Linked DNA regions of Homo sapiens: all the other regions are linked to region 5. The links are chromatin contacts, found by Hi-C or POLR2A ChIA-PET in ENCODE. All regions are on one chromosome and are shown on one strand. The core of a region is the stretch at or near the end of the contact, and the rest is flanking DNA. Distances in the headings are between cores, read along the strand shown.

Evidence for each region. A loop is a pair of places that touch in the nucleus more often than their neighbours do. ChIA-PET counts read pairs that join two places held with the same protein, here RNA polymerase II (POLR2A). Pooled maps may share reads with other maps.
Region 1: a map of CD8-positive, alpha-beta T cell shows a loop between it and region 5 (18-fold over the local background). The contact joins the promoter of METTL26 here to the promoter of UQCC4 in region 5. A Hi-C loop is called at or near these places in 1 of 168 maps with a recorded cell type or tissue (CD8-positive, alpha-beta T cell), 5 of 37 single-sample maps with no recorded cell type and 9 of 50 pooled maps. POLR2A ChIA-PET finds 5 or more read pairs at or near these places in 3 of 52 experiments (CD8-positive, alpha-beta memory T cell, K562 and activated B cell).
Region 2: a map of dorsolateral prefrontal cortex shows a loop between it and region 5 (2.3-fold over the local background). The contact joins the promoter of STUB1 here to the promoter of UQCC4 in region 5. A Hi-C loop is called at or near these places in 3 of 168 maps with a recorded cell type or tissue (CD4-positive, alpha-beta T cell, dorsolateral prefrontal cortex and naive thymus-derived CD4-positive, alpha-beta T cell), 1 of 37 single-sample maps with no recorded cell type and 13 of 50 pooled maps. POLR2A ChIA-PET finds 5 or more read pairs at or near these places in 1 of 52 experiments (activated B cell).
Region 3: a loop to region 5 is called in a pooled map, with 10 times the contacts of the local background. The contact joins the promoter of MLST8 here to the promoter of UQCC4 in region 5. A Hi-C loop is called at or near these places in 1 of 168 maps with a recorded cell type or tissue (CD4-positive, alpha-beta T cell) and 7 of 50 pooled maps. POLR2A ChIA-PET finds 5 or more read pairs at or near these places in 1 of 52 experiments (Panc1).
Region 4: a loop to region 5 is called in a pooled map, with 19 times the contacts of the local background. The contact joins the promoter of SNHG19 here to the promoter of UQCC4 in region 5. A Hi-C loop is called at or near these places in 2 of 37 single-sample maps with no recorded cell type and 10 of 50 pooled maps. POLR2A ChIA-PET finds 5 or more read pairs at or near these places in 7 of 52 experiments (BJ, CD4-positive, alpha-beta T cell, CD4-positive, alpha-beta memory T cell and 4 more).
Region 6: a pooled map shows a loop between it and region 5 (16-fold over the local background). The contact joins the promoter of LINC00235 here to the promoter of UQCC4 in region 5. A Hi-C loop is called at or near these places in 3 of 37 single-sample maps with no recorded cell type and 9 of 50 pooled maps. POLR2A ChIA-PET finds 5 or more read pairs at or near these places in 1 of 52 experiments (naive thymus-derived CD8-positive, alpha-beta T cell).
Region 7: a pooled map shows a loop between it and region 5 (7-fold over the local background). The contact joins the promoter of PIGQ here to the promoter of UQCC4 in region 5. A Hi-C loop is called at or near these places in 1 of 37 single-sample maps with no recorded cell type and 3 of 50 pooled maps. POLR2A ChIA-PET finds 5 or more read pairs at or near these places in 1 of 52 experiments (OCI-LY7).

What each region holds. Positions count from the first base shown.
Region 1 is chr16:634,898-637,804 of GRCh38, reverse strand. METTL26 (methyltransferase like 26) reads left to right here and starts at 1,500. Exons shown (of 6, transcript NM_032366.5): 1 at 1,500-1,711; 2 at 2,031-2,193; 3 at 2,465-2,524; 4 at 2,849-2,907. The coding sequence starts at 1,515. TRG-CCC2-2 (tRNA-Gly (anticodon CCC) 2-2) reads left to right here and starts at 999; the gene lies at 999-1,069. LOC100287175 (a long non-coding RNA gene) reads right to left here and starts at 853. Exons shown (of 4, transcript NR_149003.1): 1 at 749-853. RefSeq lists enhancers at 1-470, 1,901-2,560 and silencers at 1,489-1,608, 1,659-1,838.
Region 2 is chr16:678,930-681,659 of GRCh38, reverse strand. STUB1 (STIP1 homology and U-box containing protein 1) reads right to left here and starts at 1,250. Exons shown (of 7, transcript NM_005861.4): 1 at 976-1,250; 2 at 310-508; 3 at 57-222. The coding sequence starts at 1,134. It also overlaps the pseudogene STUB1-DT. RefSeq lists enhancers at 1-471, 442-491 and silencers at 1,172-1,381, 1,662-1,771.
Region 3 is chr16:2,203,963-2,206,783 of GRCh38, reverse strand. MLST8 (MTOR associated protein MLST8) reads right to left here and starts at 1,330. Exons shown (of 9, transcript NM_022372.6): 1 at 1,272-1,330; 2 at 570-753; 3 at 375-426; 4 at 125-287. The coding sequence starts at 698. RefSeq lists enhancers at 1-675, 1,515-2,355 and a silencer at 773-1,422.
Region 4 is chr16:2,153,765-2,156,650 of GRCh38, reverse strand. SNHG19 (small nucleolar RNA host gene 19) reads left to right here and starts at 1,293. Exons shown (of 2, transcript NR_132114.1): 1 at 1,293-1,508; 2 at 1,729-1,869. It overlaps RAB26 (RAB26, member RAS oncogene family), which reads right to left. Exons shown (of 9, transcript NM_014353.5): 9 at 2,486-2,886. It overlaps TRAF7 (TNF receptor associated factor 7), which reads right to left and starts at 869. Exons shown (of 21, transcript NM_032271.3): 1 at 793-869. It overlaps SNORD60 (small nucleolar RNA, C/D box 60), which reads left to right and starts at 1,546; the gene lies at 1,546-1,628. RefSeq lists enhancers at 1-261, 185-324, 335-434, 1,305-1,504 and a silencer at 735-824.
Region 5 is chr16:1,419,458-1,422,372 of GRCh38, reverse strand. UQCC4 (ubiquinol-cytochrome c reductase complex assembly factor 4) reads left to right here and starts at 1,626. Exons shown (of 2, transcript NM_001272051.2): 1 at 1,626-1,681; 2 at 1,761-2,621. The coding sequence starts at 1,650. The coding sequence ends at 2,127. RefSeq lists enhancers at 934-1,336, 626-1,479, 1,453-1,612, 1,863-1,912, 1,923-1,992 and 1 more.
Region 6 is chr16:525,842-528,756 of GRCh38, reverse strand. LINC00235 (long intergenic non-protein coding RNA 235) reads left to right here and starts at 1,350. Exons shown (of 1, transcript NR_024121.1): 1 at 1,350-1,910. It overlaps CAPN15 (calpain 15), which reads right to left and starts at 1,045. Exons shown (of 14, transcript NM_005632.3): 1 at 728-1,045. RefSeq lists an enhancer at 1,925-2,486.
Region 7 is chr16:568,535-571,234 of GRCh38, reverse strand. PIGQ (phosphatidylinositol glycan anchor biosynthesis class Q) reads right to left here and starts at 1,267. Exons shown (of 11, transcript NM_004204.5): 1 at 1,139-1,267. It overlaps NHLRC4 (NHL repeat containing 4), which reads right to left. Exons shown (of 2, transcript NM_001301159.2): 2 at 1,740-2,700. RefSeq lists an enhancer at 1-320 and silencers at 951-1,170, 1,241-1,400.

The DNA of each region.
Region 1 (2,907 bases), core at 251-2,750, 780 kb after region 5:
CTGCAGGGTCTGGCCAGTCACCACCACGGCGGACACCAACATCTCCTGGCAGGGTTGTCCCTGACCCCTGACTCCCTGAGCCCCCCATGGCCCGCGTTCCCAGTCCCAGACTGGCAGCCTGTAAGCCACTCTCCTACCCTGAGCCACGTGACTGGCCCTCCCTGGTTTACCCCTTCCAACGTCCTTGCCCTAGCCAGAGCGATATGGGGTTCCCATTGGTGAAAAACGGCTCAGCAAAGGCGCTAAGCCAGTCCTGAATGCAGAGCCAGGCGCTTGGCACTTTCTGGAGAAGAGCCCGGCTCTGAGGCTGGGACCCCAACCCTCGGGCGCACATAAATCGCGGCCTGTGACTTGATTTCGGGGGTCACCGACCGACCCCTCACGCTATCCGTGGGCCCTGAGCTGGTGCTGTTACCCCAGTGTCACAGAGAAACCCTGGGGCATTATTCGTGCCCCTCCCGCAGACCGCCCAGTTCTGCAGGCTGGGACCGCCCGCCCCGCCCTCTGCCGCCCCTGCCGCCCCTGCCGCCCCTGCCGCCCCTGCCGCAACCCCGCTCTGGCCCCGCCCCAACCCGCCAGTCCACACTCATGTCCCGCCCCCCAGCCCCGCCTCCCCTCTCGGACCCGCCCCGATATGGCCCCGCCCCTCCGGCAACCCCGCCCTAAACTCGGACCAACAGGGGGCCCCAGCCCAGCCCCGCCCTCTCCCCAGCCCCGCCCCGACAGGGCCTCGCCCCCATCGGCTCACGAAGGCCAACGGCTTCCACGGCTCAGGCCCGAATCGAGACTGTCCTCCAGCTCGCGTCCTTCACGCCCGCTCCTTCCCCTCCGGCACTGGGGGGCACCGCGAGACTCTTACCCTCGCGGTCCCGCCAGCTGGGTCCTCCTATGCAGTCGCCAGCTCCCTTGCGCTGAGCCCGGCGCCAGCGGCGGCGCACGCCCGGAGGACTTCCCGCGTCACAGTCTCTTGTCTCCGCGGGCAGCAACTGTCTTAGACAGCGCCGCTGGTGTAGTGGTATCATGCAAGATTCCCATTCTTGCGACCCGGGTTCGATTCCCGGGCGGCGCACTTAGTTTTTTTTCCCATTTGAACATCGAACTCTCGCTAACGCCAGAAATTTAAAAGTAGAGAAAACCCGAAACCAAGGGAAGGCGCCCAGTCTGGCGCAGCGCTGACACAAATTTCGGAGAGTGACACAGGTGCCCTGAAAACCCTGGACGGCCATGGGCGACAGGGTGCCTGAGCTGAGGCGCCTGTAAACCAGCAAGCCAAGCTCGCCGTTCAGTCCCCTGCCTGGGACCGCCACACACCGCTGAGCCGCTCCCCACCGTGCCTCTGGCGACTGCTGGTCCTTTAACAGGAGGCGCGCGTGCTCCTGGGAGTTGTAGTTTATCAGCTTCCGACGTGCCCCGCGGTATCTGGACTACAGCTCCCGACGTGCCCCGCGGAAGCCCGGCCACCGCCCCCGACGCGACCCGCGCCGCGTCCGCGGCGGGGAGTTGTTGCTGCCGCGATGCTGGTGGCGGCGGCCGCGGAGCGGAACAAGGATCCCATCTTGCACGTGCTGCGGCAGTACCTGGATCCGGCCCAGCGTGGCGTCCGCGTCCTCGAGGTGGCCTCGGGCTCCGGCCAGCACGCAGCGCACTTCGCGCGGGCCTTCCCCCTGGCCGAGTGGCAGCCGTCGGACGTGGACCAGCGCTGCCTGGACAGGTGCGGCCCCCGGGGCGGCCACTTCTATCGGTGCGGCGGTCCGGGGCCTCAAGAGCCCACGGCCCGCAGCCCCGGAGGAAAAGGATGCGGCTCGGGCTCTGAGGGTGCGGGGTGGGAGCCTGGGGGTGCCCCCGGGGCAGGCCCTAGCTGTGCGGCCCCCGCGGCTGCGGAAGTGGGTGGACCTCGGGGTCCCCCTTCCCAGCCGCTTTGGTCTCCGCTCCTCAACGTGCCCCCCAGCCTCCCCTAAGAAATTCTGTGGGGGCGTCGGAAAGGCGGGTGCACAGGACTCGGCCCCCACCCAAGCGTTCGCCTCCTGCAGCATCGCGGCCACCACGCAAGCCCAGGGCCTGACCAACGTGAAGGCCCCGCTACACCTGGACGTGACGTGGGGCTGGGAGCACTGGGGCGGGATCCTGCCACAGTCGCTGGACCTGTTGCTCTGCATCAACATGGCCCATGTCAGCCCCCTGCGCTGCACGGAGGTCTGTGGGGAGCCCAGCATGGGTGTCTGCCGTGGCACCACTCACCCTGCATGGGGGCAGCTGGGATGCCAGATTTGCCCCCATCACAGTCGGGGTGAGGGTCTCCAGCCTCCCCCATCACAGTCGGGGTGAGGGTCTCCAGCCTCCCCCATCACAGTCGGGGTGAGGGTCTCCAGCCTCCCCCATCACAGTCGGGGTGAGGGTCTCCAGCCTCAGGGCCTGGCTTCTGTTGGGGGCAGCACCTCACTGCCGTCCTGTTCCTACTCACCAGGGGCTCTTCAGAGCAGCAGGACACCTGCTCAAACCCAGGGCCCTGCTCATCACCTACGGGGTGAGTGGGCCTGTCCACGGCGGGCCTCCCGCTCCCAGTCCTAGCTGCTGTCTCCTGCCCTGCTGAGAGTCCTCCCTCCTGGGCTCCCTGCCCCCCGCCCAGCCACCAGCACGGCCTCCCCTCCACTTCCAGTCTGTACCCCTCCCTGGGTCATCTGCCAGCCTCCCTACCCCCTTGCCCACCAGGCTGGCCTTGGCTGACTCCCTCTTGGGGACAGGGAGGGGGTGCCCTTTCATTCTCCAAACCCCAGCCTGCAAGTCTGTCCCAGGCTCTCTGGGAAATACCCCGACCTTGGTCCAGTGGGCTGTGTCCCCATGCCCACAGCCCTATGCCATCAATGGGAAGATCTCCCCCCAGAGCAACGTGGACTTTGACCTGATGCT
Region 2 (2,730 bases), core at 1-2,500, 740 kb after region 5:
GGAGTCGGTGATTCAGAATTATCCCAAGACAGGGCGGCCTGGGGTGAGGGTCCCACCTCTCACGCTCCGCGGCAATGAGCCTGGAGAGGTAGGAGTGCAGCTCGCTCTCCTGGTGGATGCGCCGCTCCTCAATGCTGTTCCAGCGCTTCTTCTTCGCGATTCGAAGAGCGCTGGGGATGTCGTCCCCGAAGTTCAGCCGCTGCTCCTTGGCCAGGCTGTAAGCTGGGGAACGGGGGCTTCACGTCACTCTCTGGCCAGTCCACCCGCCTGGCCCCAGAGGCCCCACAACCGGGCAGCTTGTCAGCCAACCTCGCTGCAGATTGGCGATGGCCTCATCATAGCTCTCCATCTCCAGCTGGCACTGCCCCAGGAAGAAGTGCGCCTTCACAGACTGCCCGTCCAGCTCCAGGGCGCGCCGGCAGTCGGCCAGGGCCTGCTCGTGCTGCTGCATCTTCAGGTAGCACAAGGCCCGGTTGGTGTAATACACGGCCACCAGCGGGTTCCGGGTCTAGGGACCAAGGCCGGGCCAGCCGCATGAGGGCGTAGGCTCAGCGTGCCCACTCTGACCCACGGCCCGTCCCAGCTTCTGCGCTCTGGCTAGAATCAAGAAACTAGGTTTCTCAGTTGTCAAAGCCCCTGGGTCCAAGGATCTGTGCACAGTGGAGTACTGGCTGAGCCTATCCGCTTGATTCCACTTGGTTTTGTAAAGTTTTCCAAATCTTTGGAGAGTCCGGGCTTAGGACCTGGGGTCCTCAAGGGTCGAGGGCCCCTGCCCTCCCCCCACCCGGCCGGCCTCCATCCAGCATCGCACCCTCGTTCTCCGGCACCCGGCGCTGGGCTCGAGAACCACGGCTGGGCTTTGGGAGCCGAGGACACGCCCCGAAGAGGAGCCAGACCCTCGGTGGGGCCGGCCGGGCCCGGGCCCGGCCCTCCCCGGTGCCACCGCCGCCGCCCTCCCCGCGCGGGCGCACTCACGATCGCGCGGCCGTAGCAGGCCGCCGCCTCCGGGTACTTTCGGCCCACGAACAGACGATTGCCCTGCTCCTTGAGCTCCTGCGCGCTCGGGCTCTTCTCGGGGCTTCCGCCGCCAGCGCCCAGCCGTGCGCCGCCCTCCTTCTCCTCCTTGCCCTTCATGGCGCCGCGCGGCACGGCCTGGGCTCCGCTCCCAAGCTCCGCGCCTCGCGGCCCAGCGCCCGCAGCCGGAGCCCCGCAGCCCGAGCCCGCGATCCGCTCGGGCCCGGCCCAGCTCCGCCGCCGGAACTTCCGGCCGGGGGCGGGACCAGCGGGGACGCACGCGTGGGGGCGAGTGGGGCCGCGCGTGCGCCCAACCAGCCTGGACGGGGACACTGGGCCCGCGACGTCGGGGGCTGGGAGGAACGCTCCAGTTCCCTGTCCCCGCGCTCTTAAGGGTGGGCGTTCGCGTAGGCCCTGGCCTGCCCTGCTGAGGTCTCTTCGGAACCCGCCTCGGCGGCGGCCGCCACACACATTCGACTTTCCCAGTGAGATGCCTCACTTGCTTCGCTGAGGGCGCGCTCCCGCAACAGCCTGTCCCGACCACCTGGGGTTCCGCCCCTGTCCCAACGCGCAGAGACCCCTCCCCCGGCAGCCGGCCCCATCCAGAGGCCCCGCCCCCAGCAGCCGGCCCCATCCGCAGAGGCCCCGCCCCCAGCAGCCGCCCAATCCAGAGGCCCCGCCCCCAGCCGCCGGCCCCATCAGCAGAGGCCCCGCCCCCAGCCCCATCCGCAGAGGCCCCGCCCCCAGCAACCGCCCAATCCAGAGGCCCCGCCCCCAGCACCCGGCCCCATCAGCAGAGGCCCCGCCCCCAGCCGCCGCCTCCCGCCCCTGCGCGTGAACGTAGCGGCTTCCCACGCGCTGTGGGGTGTGAGGACCCCAGTCGCTGGGCTGCCATTCTGGAGCGCCACGAGAGGTGCTACGGGCGAGCGCGAGCCCCCGAGGGCGGCTGGAAGCCCCGGACTGTTGGTAGAGTGGAAGGGGATAGAGATCGGTGGGGCGAGCGTCCTCCGTGGCCAGTCCTCCCCTCACCGCCCTTCCTCAGGTATCGGGAAGAGTTGCCAGCGGCCATCAGGGGCAGAGCAGAGAAGCATGTGACAGGGAGCTGGAGCGGCTGCTGGCCTGGCAGCTTGACTGTGAAGGGCGGCCCGCCCCGAGGGCAGGGCCTCCGTAGCGCGGGTCTTCATTGGGGCGTGGCATCGGCGGGGCGGGTGTCTCCAGTGGGGGCGGGGCCTCCCTGGTGGGTCCAGCACCCCAGGCACCCTGACCTGGCCTCCCACAGAGGGGCGCTTCCGGCCACGTCTGCAGCAGCTGGTGGCCACCAATCCCCCTGAGCTGGTTGTGCACTGTTCGACCGCCACCTTCTGCCTCCTGCCAGATGTGGGGGCTGCAGTCACCGAGCTGTGTGCCCTCTGCGGTGTGGGCCCACCACAGCCTCGGGTGAGTTGGGTGGGCACGACTTGGGTACATAGGCGTTCTTGTCTGTGAAGCGGGCAGTCTGGGCCCTTGCGTGTCGCTAGGAGCAGGAACCATAGGGCCCTGGGCTGCTGGGAGCAGGGTCTCCCAGAGCTTGTCCTGATGGGGTGTGTCTGGCTGCTTCTCCTCGCTGTTCACAGCAGTCCTGGCAGCTGGAGCTCCAGAGATGGAGGCCTTCATGTCAGATGAGGCGGTGGCCACAGTGCCCGGCTGGCCGGCCCCACAGTACACCCTCAGGTACTA
Region 3 (2,821 bases), core at 81-2,580, 780 kb before region 5:
CTCTCAGTAAGTCGCCCACAGGAAGCTCCCTGTCTCAGCCTCTGCTTGAAGAGAACCCAACCTAAAACGGTCTCCCAGAGCAGCCCACCCCAGCCCCGGGCAGCACGCCCCCTCCCCACCGCACCTGAGGTCCCAGATCCTGGCTGTGCAGTCCTCGCCGCCCGTGTACATCCAGCGGCCGTCTTCGTGGAAGCCCACAGACGCGATGTTCTTGTTGACGCCGTCGTAGCTGATGATGGGGTTAGGGTTATTGGAGTTGAGATCATACATGCGGATGTGCTGGTAACCTAGGGACACAGGCTGAACTGAAGCTTGGCTGTGCTGAGGTCGACCCACCAGAGCTCAGGAGTTTAGAGATCAAGGATCACAGATACCTGCAGCAGCAATCATGCTGCGGTCCGGTGTGACCTCCAAGGCATTCACCTGCTGGGACTGTTAAGGAGGATGACGGGAAGGTAGCCCTGAGGCCAGGGCCCCCCAGGCCTCCACCATCTGGCCTTCACACAGGCTGTGGTCCCCACACGAGGCATCCCCCCAGCGCCGCCCTGCCCGCCCCGGGTGGAGGATACGGAGTCCTGGTGCTGCACCGTCCGGGTGCAGATGCCGCTGTGGGCCTGCCAGAAGCGCACGGTGTGGTCGTAGCCTGCAGTGGCCAGGATGACCGGGTCACTGCCCACCGTGCCTGGGGAGGTGTTCATGGTGTGGCCTGCACGGGCCCTAGAGCTGAACGGCAGGGGTCAAAGGTCAGAGCATCTGCAGAGAAGGATGTGAAGTACTTAGAAGACACTCTCTGTGCTAAGTAGATTATAGACCCACAAGGCGCTGCCGAATGGCGCTTATCATTCCCATTTTAGAGTTGGGACAAGAAGCGCAGGTAGGTTCAGGGACACGCGTCACACGCGTGATACCTGGCTCCGGGGCTCCAGGGCGCGTGCTCCATCCCCGCCCCACGCACACGGCGGGGGCGCCGTCCCCCCCCCACCTCCGCAGCCGGCAGGGGGGAGTCACGCGCGGGCGCCACTCTGCCGCAGGGGCGGGCTGCGCGTGCGCAAGGCGGCGGATGGGCCGGGGAAAGCCGAGCGCTGCGGCTGCGCATGCGTAGCAGGCCAGCGGCAGGCCCTGATGGGAAAGGGCGCAGTCTGGCTGGACCCCCGAGCTCCCCTTTCCTCCGGTGACCGCCCTTGCTCCGTCCTGCTGGCCGGCTTCCCCTGGCCGTGCTCTCCCAGCCACCCAGCAGCCGGTTCCCGGCCCCTGGCTCGCGGCCTCCGTACCTTACGGGCGGCTCCGCACTCCGCCGTGTCCAGGACGGCGAGGGGAGCCGGAGCGAGTCGATCGAGGCCGAGCGTAGAGTTATCGATGGCTCCCTAGGGCGAGACCATGGCGCGGGCGGGGGTGGGTGGGACGAGACCAAAGTTCTGGGGCGGGGGGTTCCCGCCGGGAGGAACTCGGAGCGGTCCCCGTGCGCGGCCGCGGGCCCGGCGCGAGGTGGAAGGAAGCTGCGGCTTTCTCTCCGGCCTCCTGCCCACTGGCACCTGCCCTTCTGACACGGCTGTCCGTTTCCCGGGCTGTCGGGTCGCGCTGTTCCGGTGCCCTCCCTGACCCACTACTGCGCCACGCTGGGCTAGGATTGGCTGAAAATTACAGGACTTGAATTCAGACAAGTAACGAATAATTTTTTTTTTAGTGTAAGTATATCCAGGACATTGCATGGGAAATACTTATGCTAAAAAAATTTTATTGGGTATCCTGTAGTTTTACTTGCTAGATCTGGCACCCCAGCCCCAGCCTGACCCTCAGGACATCCCACTGAGCCCAGGGTCCCCCTCAAAACCACAGGCCCTCATTCCAGCTCTGTGAGCTCCACGCCGGTGCCCTCACCCTTGAGACAGGCTGTCGCATGGTTTTTTCCTGCTGCTCTTACAGACCTGGCTGCACCCCTTCCTCTGGCCGCAGAGGGGGTGCATCTTGTCCCTTGACCAGGCCATAGTTCCCATGGAGCCTTCCTTCCTATACCTTCACCTCCTCTCCTTCCTGCCGGTTAGCCTTTAAAAAAACACCATAAAACAATCCCAAATTATCTTCTTCAAAGAGCGGTCCTCACCATTTTTCTAGTTCCACGTCCTCACCTCCCACTCATTCCGCAACCCCAGTCATCTGCCTTTTACCCCCAGCTCTCTAGCTCTCCAGTGGAAATTCCTCAAGGTCACTGACAATCTCACTTTGCTAAATCCAGTGGATACTTTTCCTTCTTCCCACCTTTTTTTTTTTTTTCTCTCGAGACAGAGTCTCGCTTTCTCGCCCAGGCTGGAGTGCAGTGGTGCAATCTCGACTCACTGCAAAACCTCTGCCTCCCAGGTTCAAGCGATTTTCCTGCCTCAGCCTCCCGAGTAGCTGGGATTACAGGCACGCACCACCACACCTGGCTGATTTTTGTATTTTTAGTGGAGACGGGATTTCACCATGTTCGCAAGGCTGGTCTCAAACTCCTGACCTCAAGTGATCCGCCTACCTCAGCCTCCCAAAGTGCTGGGATTACAGGCGTGAGCCACTGCGCCCGGCCTCTTCCCACTTCTTCTTTCTTTTTTTTTTTTTTTTTATTGAGACGGAGTCTCGCTTTGTTGCCAGGCTGGAGTGCAGTGGTGCGATCTCGGCTCTCCACAATCTCCACCTCCCGGGTTCAAGCTATTCTCCTGCCTCAGCCTCCCGGGTAGCTGGGATTACAGGTGCATGCCACCACACCCAGTTAATTTTTCTATTTTTAGTAGAGACAGACTTTTCACCATGTTGGCCAGGATGGTGGATGGTCTTGATCTCGTGACCT
Region 4 (2,886 bases), core at 44-2,543, 730 kb before region 5:
CCCTTCTCACCCCAGGCCTATGTACATCTGGCTCTTTCTACTTGGAATGCTCCTCCTGCATGTCCTGGGACTGGCTGCTTCTCCAACAGGCCTTTGGCTAACGGTAGCGCCGCCCCTACCCCCGGCCAGTACTCACTTTTTCAGCACCCTCTTTCTTTCTTTCACAGCACATACCGCTGCTCCCCATGATTTTAACTACCTATTGTCAATCCCACCACCCTGTCTGTCTAGATGGGGGATGGGGGGAGTTGTTCCGCAGGAGGCATTTGCCAATGCATGGAGACATTTGTTATCGCAATTGAGGAAGGGGTGGTGTTTACTGGTATCTAGCGGCCAGGAGCCAGGCAAGCTGTTCCACATCCTACAATGTACAGGGCAGCTCCTCGCAGCAAAAAGCGACCCGGGCCGCGTGGTCGATGGTGCGGAGGTTGGGGAACCCTGCAGCAGACGCCGAGCACAGGAGAACTGGGACCGTGTTCTCCGCGGTCTCCCGGCGCCCAGAACAGTGCCTGGCACCCGGGAGTCTCGGGGAATGCAGGAAGAAGGAATGAGTAAAGAACTGCGCGAGAACAGGACGGAGCGAGGGACGGACTACTGACTGGCGGACGGACAGCGACGCGGACCCCGACCCTGACCCCGACCCCGACCGTCTCAGCCCCGCCCCCCCCTCCCCGCCCCGGCCCGACCCCTCGCCTCGCCTCGCCTCGCCTCGATCTCCACGCGCCCGATCCCGCCCCACCGCGCGGTCCCGAGGCGCGAGCCCCGGGTCGGGCGCGCCGCGGGGACACTCACCCGCCCGCGGCCGCCCGGGAGCGGCAGCGCCGCCAGCCCGCTTCATGATGCCCCCTCGGCCGCCGGCCGGGAAAGGGACTAGACGCGCGAGCCGGAAGCGCCAGGCCGCTGCGCCCGCCGGGACGTGTAGTTCCCCGCCTCTCCGGGCCCGGACGGCTGCCTCACGCGCCGCACTTCCGAAACTACGACTTCCGGCGGCCTCGTCGTCGCGGGGCGGGAATGGCAGCTTCAGAATCACTCTATGTTGCAGATCGAAGTCTGATTGGCTTTGTTCATCCGTCACTCACCGTTAGGCTTCACGGACTCTGCATAAGGGAGGAGCTTCGGGTCTGGGTCTGAGAGACCGTCTCCAAAAGAAATGCCACGGTACGATTGGTGGAAACAACGCGGCAGGGAGCGGAGCGTACCAGCGGCGGGGGAAGGCGGGCACTTCCGCCAGGATAGCCCAATGACAGAGGTGGGACAGTTTCTATAAAAGCTTGAGCCTCGCCCGCCCCTGTCTTTTCGGGGTCGAGTCCGAGGGGGAAGAGGTTTGTTAATACGTTCGCCATGTGCTACGATCTTGGGACGAACTGAGCCACGAGCGTGGCTTTGAGGGCCGTCCGAACGCTGCAGGCCGGCCAGGTCCCTGGGCGTCCAGGCCTGGCCTACGCACCACTTTGTCCCTTAGCGTTTAAAGGTTTCTTCCCGAATCTCAGGCCCTCAGCTACCTGCAGGTAAGACTGGGCCGGGCTTGGGTTCCCTTATTCTCCCAGTCTGTGATGAATTGCTTTGACTTCTGACACCTCGTATGAAAACTGCACGTGCAGTCTGATTATTTAGCAAGACTGAGGCTTGAGGGTGCGCACTCCTGACGGGGAGCTGAGAGTGGAAACAGGTGTTGCCCGAAACGAAGGAGTGGGGACTTAATGTCTGTATTTTGGCGCTGACTTTCAGGTTTCGTCGCGAGCCGGCTGCAAGTTTTGAACCTAAGTAAACCTCAATCCGGAGGGCCTAGCGGTAAGGTGGGCGCTGTGTCTATTGAAGTGCTTAGCAATAAAGAAAGGTAGTGAGTTGATTCGGTTTTCTCTCAAGTGTCTTTATTTTCCTATTCTGGCACCCCAGAGGTCTGGCTGATCCACAGGCAATCTTGGAAAAGGGTACAGACATGAAAACGGAAGCTCGTTACCAGTGACTTTTCATCTCTTGGGATTGCCTTCTCCATTTCTGCCCGTGATTTTTTTTTTTTTTTTTTGAGACGGAGTTTTGCTCGTTTCCCAGGCGGGAGTGCGATGGCACAACCTCCACCTCAAGCGATTTTCCTGCCTGAGCCTCCCAAATGGCTGGAATTACAGGCGCCCACCACCACGCCCGGCTAATTTTGTATTTTTAGTAGAGACGGGGTTTCTCCGTGTTAGGCTGGTCTCAAACTCCTGACCTCAGGTGATCTGCCCACCTCAGCCTCCCAAAGTGCTGGGATCACAGGTGTGAGCCACCACGCCCAGTCAAATACTGTTTTTCATGCCTTTTGCCCCAGGGTGAGTCCAAAAAGGCTTTTGAGATTTGTGGAGGGAAGTTGACACCACCTAGGGTTCCCATGTGCCTCCTTAGGGAGGCAGCCATGGGCCATGGAGGAATGGTAGCCACACACCTGCTGAGGGTTCTGGGCCTTGCTGAGTCTCTCAAACTCCAGCATCCTGCTCTAGAAGTGGATTTTTTTCAACAGATGAGACAGACGCTCCAGAAAACACAACTTTATTCACTAGGACTGAAAACAAAGGCTTGTGCAATCAAAAGGCCAAGTTGAGTGCAAGGTGGAGCGTGCTCGGAAATCACAGACCTCACCTGTGGCCAGGCCGGGCTGGCAGTTGTTGTTTCTGGTGTTTTCTGTGATTTCCCACATTTTATCACAAGGCCACAGGCATCCTCCAAGGTCAGTGAGGAAGACCCTATTGCTGTTTGAGCCAGAGCCTCCTAGAGGGTGGGCCGGGAGCAGGCAGCTCCCAGGACACACAGATGCACGATGTGATTAGCAGTGAAGCCTTCTGTCCCAGGCGTGGGCAGGCGTCCTCCCTTAGCTGCCTGAGCATGTGCGGCTGAAGACATGGCTTTTCT
Region 5 (2,915 bases), core at 377-2,876:
GGTAGAGGCTTGGGAAGTGGGGAGTGCTGGTTGGTCAGGTTGGAGATGGACTCACGTTCAGACTCTTCTGTTCCTGGCGGGCATGGCAGAACCGGTTGGGCCAGATGACCGGTCTGGGTGGTACCAGCTGATCCATCCAGTGCACGCTCTGCTAAATATTTCAGGCACTGATCTTTGAGCTTAGGTTTTTGTTGTTGTTGTGCTTTTTGAGACAGAGTCTTGCTCCGTCACCCAGGCTGGAGCACAATGGCATGATCTTGGCTCACTGCAACTTCCACCTCCAGGGTACAAGCGATTCTTCTCCTTCAGCTTCCCAAGTAGCTGGAACTACAAGCGAGCGCCACCACCCCAGGCTACTTTTTGTATTTTTAGTAGAGACAGGGTTTCACCATACTGGCCAGGCTGGTCTCAAACTCCTGACCTCGTGATCCACCCGACTTGGCCTCCCAAAGTGCTGGGATTACAGGCGTGAGCCACCACACCCGGCCTGATCTTAGATTTTACAATAGTGATGTTATCCCCAGGAGCAATTTGGGGAGGTTCAGACTCTTTTTTTTTTTCAGACTGAGCCTCGCTCTGTCGCCCAGGCTGGAGTACAGTGGCTCCATCTCGGCTCACTGCAACCTCTGCCTCCCAGGTTCAAGCGATTCTCCTGCCTCAGCCTCCCGAGTAGCTGGGACTACAGGCGCCCGCCACCACGCCCGGCTAATTTTTTGTATTTTTAGTAGAGACAGGGTTTCATCGTATTAGCCAGGATGGTCTCGATCTCCTGACCTCATGATCTGCCCGCCTCGGCCTCCCAAAGTGCTGGGATTACAGGCGTGAGCCACGGCGCCCGGCCAATTTCTAATTTTGCAGCTGATTTATTAGTCCTGCAAAGGCAGACTGGTCTTCAGGCAAGACGGGGGTTTTTTCTGGAAAGGGCTGTTGACTTTGATTCAGAGTGAAACCATGAACTGAAATCCTTCCCAAAGTTAGCTCTGCCCACGCCCAGGAATGAACCAGGACAGCTTAAGGGTGGGAAGCACGACGGAGCCCCTTAGGTCTCATCTCTTCCACTGTCATTTCCTCAGTGATAATTTTTGCAAAGGCGGTTTCAGAGGCCGCAGTGACGTGAGATCGCGCCACTGCACTCCAGCCTGGGCGACAGAGAGAGTCCCTGTCTCACGAAAAGAACTAAACGGAAAAAAAAAAAAAAAAAAAATAGGGCGGTGCCACGGCCTTCGGGGAAGCCGGCAGAGAGGTGCGGGCGCCCAGCCCAGGGCAGGCGGGCAGGGCTGAGGGCGCGGATCCCCAACCAGGCCCCGCGCACCTTCATGACGGTTCAGAACTGCTCCGAGGCAAACTCAGACAACTCTCTGAGGACAACGTCCGCCCCCGCGGCGCCCGCCTCTCTTCGGGGCCAGGGACCGGGGTGTCGGTCCTATTCGAAAGGGACGGAGAACTACATTTCCCGGCATGCCATCGCGCACTCCGGGCCTGCGACGGAAAGAGCTCTTCGCAGCCGAACGTCATTTCCGCTGCGCTACTGGGACCACGTTCTGTAGTCGTGAGCGGAGGCCTGGTATGGCGCCCGGTTTCCGGTTTCCGGCGACGGAAGTGACGCTATCACGGCGCGCCAAGGCGTCAGTCGAGGAGTCAAGGCAGCAATGAATCGTGTCTTGTGTGCCCCGGCGGCCGGGTGAGCTCCTCAAGGTCTCGGAGGGCCGAGGGCAGACACCGGCGGGCGGGCGGAGCGCTTACTGCTCTCTCTCTTCCAGGGCCGTCCGGGCGCTGAGGCTCATAGGCTGGGCTTCCCGAAGCCTTCATCCGTTGCCCGGTTCCCGGGATCGGGCCCACCCTGCCGCCGAGGAAGAGGACGACCCTGACCGCCCCATTGAGTTTTCCTCCAGCAAAGCCAACCCTCACCGCTGGTCGGTGGGCCATACCATGGGAAAGGGACATCAGCGGCCCTGGTGGAAGGTGCTGCCCCTCAGCTGCTTCCTCGTGGCGCTGATCATCTGGTGCTACCTGAGGGAGGAGAGCGAGGCGGACCAGTGGTTGAGACAGGTGTGGGGAGAGGTGCCAGAGCCCAGTGATCGTTCTGAGGAGCCTGAGACTCCAGCTGCCTACAGAGCGAGAACTTGACGGGGTGCCCGCTGGGGCTGGCAGGAAGGGAGCCGACAGCCGCCCTTCGGATTTGATGTCACGTTTGCCCGTGACTGTCCTGGCTATGCGTGCGTCCTCAGCACTGAAGGACTTGGCTGGTGGATGGGGCACTTGGCTATGCTGATTCGCGTGAAGGCGGAGCAGAATCTCAGCAGATCGGAAACTGCTCCTCGCCTGGCTCTTGATGTCCAAGGATTCCATCGGCAAGACTTCTCAGATCCTTGGGGAAGGTTTCAGTTGCACTGTATGCTGTTGGATTTGCCAAGTCTTTGTATAACATAATCATGTTTCCAAAGCACTTCTGGTGACACTTGTCATCCAGTGTTAGTTTGCAGGTAATTTGCTTTCTGAGATAGAATATCTGGCAGAAGTGTGAAACTGTATTGCATGCTGCGGCCTGTGCAAGGAACACTTCCACATGTGAGTTTTACACAACAACAAATGAAAATAAATTTTAATTTTATAATATGGGATTAGATGATTCCCTTTTTTTGCATCTAGTTTTTAAAAAGGGGGTATTTGGGCAGCTATTGTTTTTTATTTTAATCTCTTCTTGTTTACCAGAGCACGTAAGTTAGTTGCACCAGCAGCTATTTTTAAAAGTTTCCTTTTCCGGTCGGGCGCGGTGGCTGACGCCTGTAATCCCAGCACTTTGGGAGGCTGAGGCGGGCGGATCACGAGGTCAGGAGATCGAGACCATCCTGGCCAACACGGTGAAACCCTGTGTCTACTAAAAAATACAAAAAATTAGCCGGGCGTGGTGGCGG
Region 6 (2,915 bases), core at 101-2,600, 890 kb after region 5:
TTCTGGGCCTCACCATTGCTTTCCGGGTCTTGTTACCTGCAGTCCGGTAACAAACTCCAGAGCAGTAAGGGGGCCCCGAGAGCTCGCCCGGCCAGGGCCAGCTGACCACACAAGAGTTCCCCCGGTCAGGACTAGAGGGGCCCCTTCTGCAGCCAGCGGGAGGACAGCAGATTTGCAACTTCCCAGCTGGTGCCGCAGCAGCCCCAGAGGAACACGGAAGAGAACACTGGCATGGCTGGCACAGACGGGGCTCCCGCCAGCCCCTCCACGCCAGGTGGCCGCCCCCAGGCCGTTCCCCAAGTGAGGGGAGTGATGCCCGCACCAAGCACAACATCCCTAAGGCGGCCAGGACCGCACGATGGGCCCGGATATAAGGGCACTCAAGGGCAGGCAGGGCCGAGGCCGCCTCCGGTGTGCGCGGCCCCCGGGGCTGGCCTCAAGTGACCCACATGGCCCAGGTCCCTGCCGACTTCCCGCCTTCCTCTGGGTTCCTCTGCGAAGCATCGCCCAGCCCTGGCCCCCACCAGCCTGGAGGCGCCAGCGGGCGGCGGGCTGACCCCACTCCGGGGGCCCTGCCGTCCCTGCCCTGGCTCGGAGCCCGGCGCGCCCGGCCCCCGAGGCCTCCTGCGCCCCGCCGAGCCCGCGCTCCCCGCCGCCCTCCGGGCCCGCGCTCCCCGCCCGGGGTCCCCGGCTGGGCGCCCGGCCGGGCCCGGCCGACGGGACTCACCTCCACAGCCCGGCGGCGCCGCCTCGTCCTCGCGGCCCGGGCAGCGCGGCCCCGGCCCCCGGGCCCGCTCGCCCCCGCCGGCCGATCCACAACTTCTGCCTCCGGAGAGCGGCGGGGCCCCTCTCGCCGCCGGCCGCGCTGCCCGGACGGCCTCCCGCTCCTCAGCCGCGGGGCGCCCCGACCCGGCTCCGGCCCCGGCCCCTGCCCGCGTCCGGCGCCCGCCTTACGCTGCCTTCGTAGCGTAGCGCCCGGCCCGGGCCCCGCGGCTACGGCGCGCCCGGGGCGCACGCGGCGCTGTGAATCGCGCGCCCGGACTACGGCTCCCACAGGGCTGCGCGGCGCCGACGGGGCGGAAGCTCGGGGCGGTGCCTGCGCGAGGCAGGCCGGGAGTTGTAGTCCTCGGGTGGCGCCCTCCCAGTCCGCCGACCGCCCGGGCCACTTCTCCTGCCCTCGCTGCTGGAGACGGCCGGGCCCGAGGCCTCGGTCCCCGGGAGGCGCCGCGCTCCAGGATTATCAGGGAGTGGGGCGGCCCGAGGAGGAGCTGGAACTACAACTCCCAGAGGGCCTTGCGAGGGGCACGGAGGGGCGGGGCCTGCAGCCGCGGCGTCTGCGCATCAGCGGCGTCACAGACGCGTGGGGCTCGCGGGGAGCCGGGCTGGGGCCGTCCGTGTCCCGCGGGGCTCTGGGCGGCCGCTCGACCGAGGACCCACGACTCCGCCCCGACCCCGCCGTGTTCGCGAGACCCGGAGACCCCTTCGCGCCTTCCAGGACCGCCCCTTTCGCGACGCTGCGTGCTGTGCTTGGTCCTGGCGGCCAAGAGCGGCGGTGGCAAGGGGACCGCCCTGGCCCGAGACGCGGCCTGGCCTCGCAGCGTCGCTTGGGCACAGCCTCTCTAGGCCCCTTCGTCCTCGGTCGCGGAGGGACGCCATTAAACGGCCACGCCGGGCTCAACTGGGACGCGGCCCACGGCGCCCAACCAGGGCCTGGGGGAGGGAAGCCGGGGCGACTCCTGGGTCCTTCCAGGACCCTTGCGCAGGCCTCATTCTCTCCCCGGAGGTCCCCTTCCCGCTGCCCTGAGGCCACTCTCCTGCCAGCAGCTGCTGGGCCGGCTCTCGGGAGAATGCCTTGGCGTCAAGCTTATCAGGCTGCAGGGCGGGACGCGAGTGCTGAGGGCAGCCAGACTCCCGCTCTTAGGTGCACTTGAGGAGCCTGAGAAGGCAGTGGCTCTGCGGGAGAGGGAGACACAGGAGCAGGGCTGGTCCGCCGAGATTCCGGAGAGACGGTTGTGGGCCGATTCTGTGGCGAGATTTACAAGTGGGAGGTTGGGTGACGATTGCTCCTGGGCCAGAAAATCTAAGCCAGTCTCAGCAAGACCTACAAGGCCAGGGCCAGTGCTCCTCAGAGGATATTCATGCTCCAGGAAAGCCAAGGATGGGCCTCCGTCATGCTGAGATGCCGCAGCAGGGACACCTGTGTCCCACGTGGAGCTCGGCTTCTAGCTGCAGTCAGTGCAGAAGCTGGCAGGAGGGGTTTATTTCTGTCCTCGGAAGCTTTTGGTAAGGACACTTCATTCCTGTGTCTTGGACACCTCCCCCTAGGTCTGCTGCCCCCTCTGTGGAGACAGGCAGGGCAGCTGGATGTGCCGTTTGTTCCCAGACTATATCCATGCCAAAGCATCCCAAGGGCAGGAAATGTGTCCCCGGGGGCCAGTGGGGGTCTGGGGGCACAGAGGGCTGCAGAGTGAGAGCTGGCTCTCCTCTCTGCAACTTGGACAAGGCTCTGGGACCCTGTCCTCCCCAGCTTCCTCACCTGCATGGCAGGATACTGGCCAAGTGTGGCTTTCGAACCACAGGAGAGGGTGCAGTCAAGGCCTCACTCAGGGACCGCAGGTTCTCTTCCCTTCCCAGTCCTTCCCTGGCACTGCCTAGGTGGCTCCCTGGCCAGGGGCCAGTGGTCTAGCCAGCAGGCCTTATAACCTCCCCACCAGAGAGGCAGCTGCAGTTGAACCTGTTGATCTGATGCTGAGGGCCCTGCCAGCTCACTGCAGAGTGGCCAGTTCTGGCCAGTTTTGCTAGGCCAGGCCCATTTGGGGTGAGGAGAGGGTGGGAGCACCCCAGCTCTCCCCAGTAGCCTGTCATGGTGAAGGAGGAAGCCCATTCACCCAGAAGAGGGCCTCAGGAGGCGTCTT
Region 7 (2,700 bases), core at 18-2,517, 850 kb after region 5:
ACACAGGCTAACCAGACACACACAGGCTAGCCAGACACACACACACACACACACGGGCGCCAGGCTAGCCACGGGTGCCAGGCTAGCCAGACACACACACACACACACGGGCACCAGGCTAGCCAGACACACACACACACACACACACACACACACACACACACACACACACACACACACACACACACACACACACGGGCGCCAGGCTAGCCAGAAGAGCTTCCTCTGCTAAGAATGAGCCCGAGTGCTCTTGAGAAGCCATTCCCAGACCAGGCAGGTAGGGAGGTCGACCATATAAAGTAGTAAGACTAAGACTTCCCTCTCCTCCCCGTGAATGAGGGAATGGGGGCACCCCAGCCCAGTTAGGACGGGCCAGGGCCATCTCTGGCTGAGCCGCCCCTCCCTGCCACCGCTCCACAAGAGCTCTGGAGAATTTGCGTTTCCCAGCGCCTTGTTTGAAAAATAAACACCAACCTGGCGCGGTGGCTCACGCCTGTAATCCCAGCACTTTGGGAGGCCGAGGCGGGCGGATCACTTGAGGTCAGGAGCTTAAGACCAGCCTCGATGGGGGTGAAACCAAGTCTCTACTAAAAATACAGAAATTAGCCGGGCGTGGTGGTGGGCACCTGTAATCCCAGCTACTGGGGAGGCTGAGGCAGGAGAATCGCTGGAACCCGGGAGGCAGCGGTTGCAGTGACCCGAGATCGCGCCATTGCACTCCAGCCTGGGCGACAGAGCGAGACTCCCTCTCAAAATAAATAAATAATGAAAAACAAACACGAGTTCAGCCTGGGCAACATGGTGAGACCCCGTCTCAAAACAAACAAACAAACAAACTTGCTTGCCTTCCTCAAGCAGGGCCTTCCCCTCTCATTTGGGAAGAGCCTACGATTCCGTTTTTTGCCCTTTCCTGCAAACCGGGACAACTGCGAAGGGCCCACAGCCAGGCCCGGGCCGCCGACCGCCCTTGCACAGGGTCCACAGGGGCCCAGGTCGGCGCGGGCCCGGGGGCGGCCCCACTTCTGGGAGGAGAAAGCAGCGGCGCCGCGGGCGGGAGTGCGGAGCCCCCAGCCCAGGCCCGGAGCCGCAGGGGCGCTGCCCGAGGTCCCGCCGCGCGCCGCCCACCCCCCCTGCTCACCGGGTGCTTCCGGGGCCGCGCGCTCGGGCGGCGGGGTCCGGATGGGGTTGGGGACCCCGATGGGCGGGCCCGGGCAGACGACGGCGCTCGCTGCCTCCAGCCCCGCCGCGGGACCCGAGCCCCACTTCCGCCGGCTCCGCGCGTTGCCGCGCGACGGTCCGGCCCCCAAAGGCGCCCGGGCTGCCCGCCCGCCCGCCCGACCCGAGCGTTCCGCGGCGCAGCGTGCCCGCCCAGTCCCCAGGCCCGGACCTCCCGAGCCTGCCTCCGGGCCGCCAGCCCCGCGTCAGCTCGGTTTCCTCACCTGAGAAACTGACTGGACCTGGCCTTCGTGGAACCCGGACCCCGCCTGGCTCCCAGCCTCCCCAAGTGAACAGGTCCCCAGGCCCTGCGGGATTCCAGGAAGGCCCCAGCCCCAGCCCGGTCCCGCCCCCGTCACTCTGTTGTCTGCAGAGGGGCCGCCCCCAGATCCCCAAGGCCAGTGGTGCCGGGAATTTTGAGCCCTGGTAGGACCAGCCCAGAGGCTGCCGCCAGCGATCGTCAGGAGAGAACACACAGGCGTCCAGCCCCTCCCGATCCCAGGAACAAGACCCCAGCCCAGACCTCAGCGGCAACTCCGTTTATTGAGCACCTAACTACATTGCGCAGTTAGTCCCCCACCCACAGGACCCAGACATATGAGGGACCTCTCAGGGGGGATGTCCTGTGATACAGGGGAGCCCCACCTCCCCACCCCACAGGGGTAGAGCCAGACACCGTCCCCTCCCAGCTCCCTCCCCCATACAGGCCCTTCCCTGGACCCCAGACCCACGGAGTAACCCAGACGCCTCTCCTTTCACGCCTCATTTCCCCACTTGTAAAATGGGAGGAGAGGGTTAGACCCCTATTTTTTCTCAGTTTTCCAAAGCAGCAGGAGTCTCTCCTTGTAGGAAGCTCCCCCAGACCCTCCCAGCACGGCTGCACTGGGAGGACAAACAGCATGGAGCTGTTTGTCCCTGTCTGCAGAATGAAGGCCCAGACAGCTTTCATTCATGGGGACGCGGAAGAAAAGGCATCCAGGGTTCAGCCAGCCATGGGCCTCCAGACACTCCAGGGTTGCCTCCCCCTTACCTCTGCCAGGCCCAGAGAAGCTACTGGAGGCTCAGGACTCTAGGTCCCTCTGAGGTTGGGGACATTTAGGGGCCACACCCCTGCCCCAGGCCGCCCCGCCCAGCCCAGCCCAGCCACACCCTCCCTGCCTGTCTGCCCCCGATTAGGAGGCCTGGGCAGGGGCACCTGGTGGGAGAGTCTGCCTAGCTGTGTGCCGGCAGCTGGCCCAGGATCTCAAGGCTTCAGCTGCCAGCCCCAAAGTCCAGGCACAGGGCCTGAGGGGGTGTGGGGGGCATGAATGCAGGGGCCAGGGCACTGAATGGGGACAGCAGAGAGCAGCCCTGGCTGGGGAGGCTGCAGGCCTGGCAGGGGCAGCCTGGGAAGCAGACTCAGGGCTGCTCCTGAGATCCGGAGCCTCACCAGCAGGAGAACTCGAGCCAAGCCCAGGGCCCAGCCCAGGTGGTGCTGGCATCAGG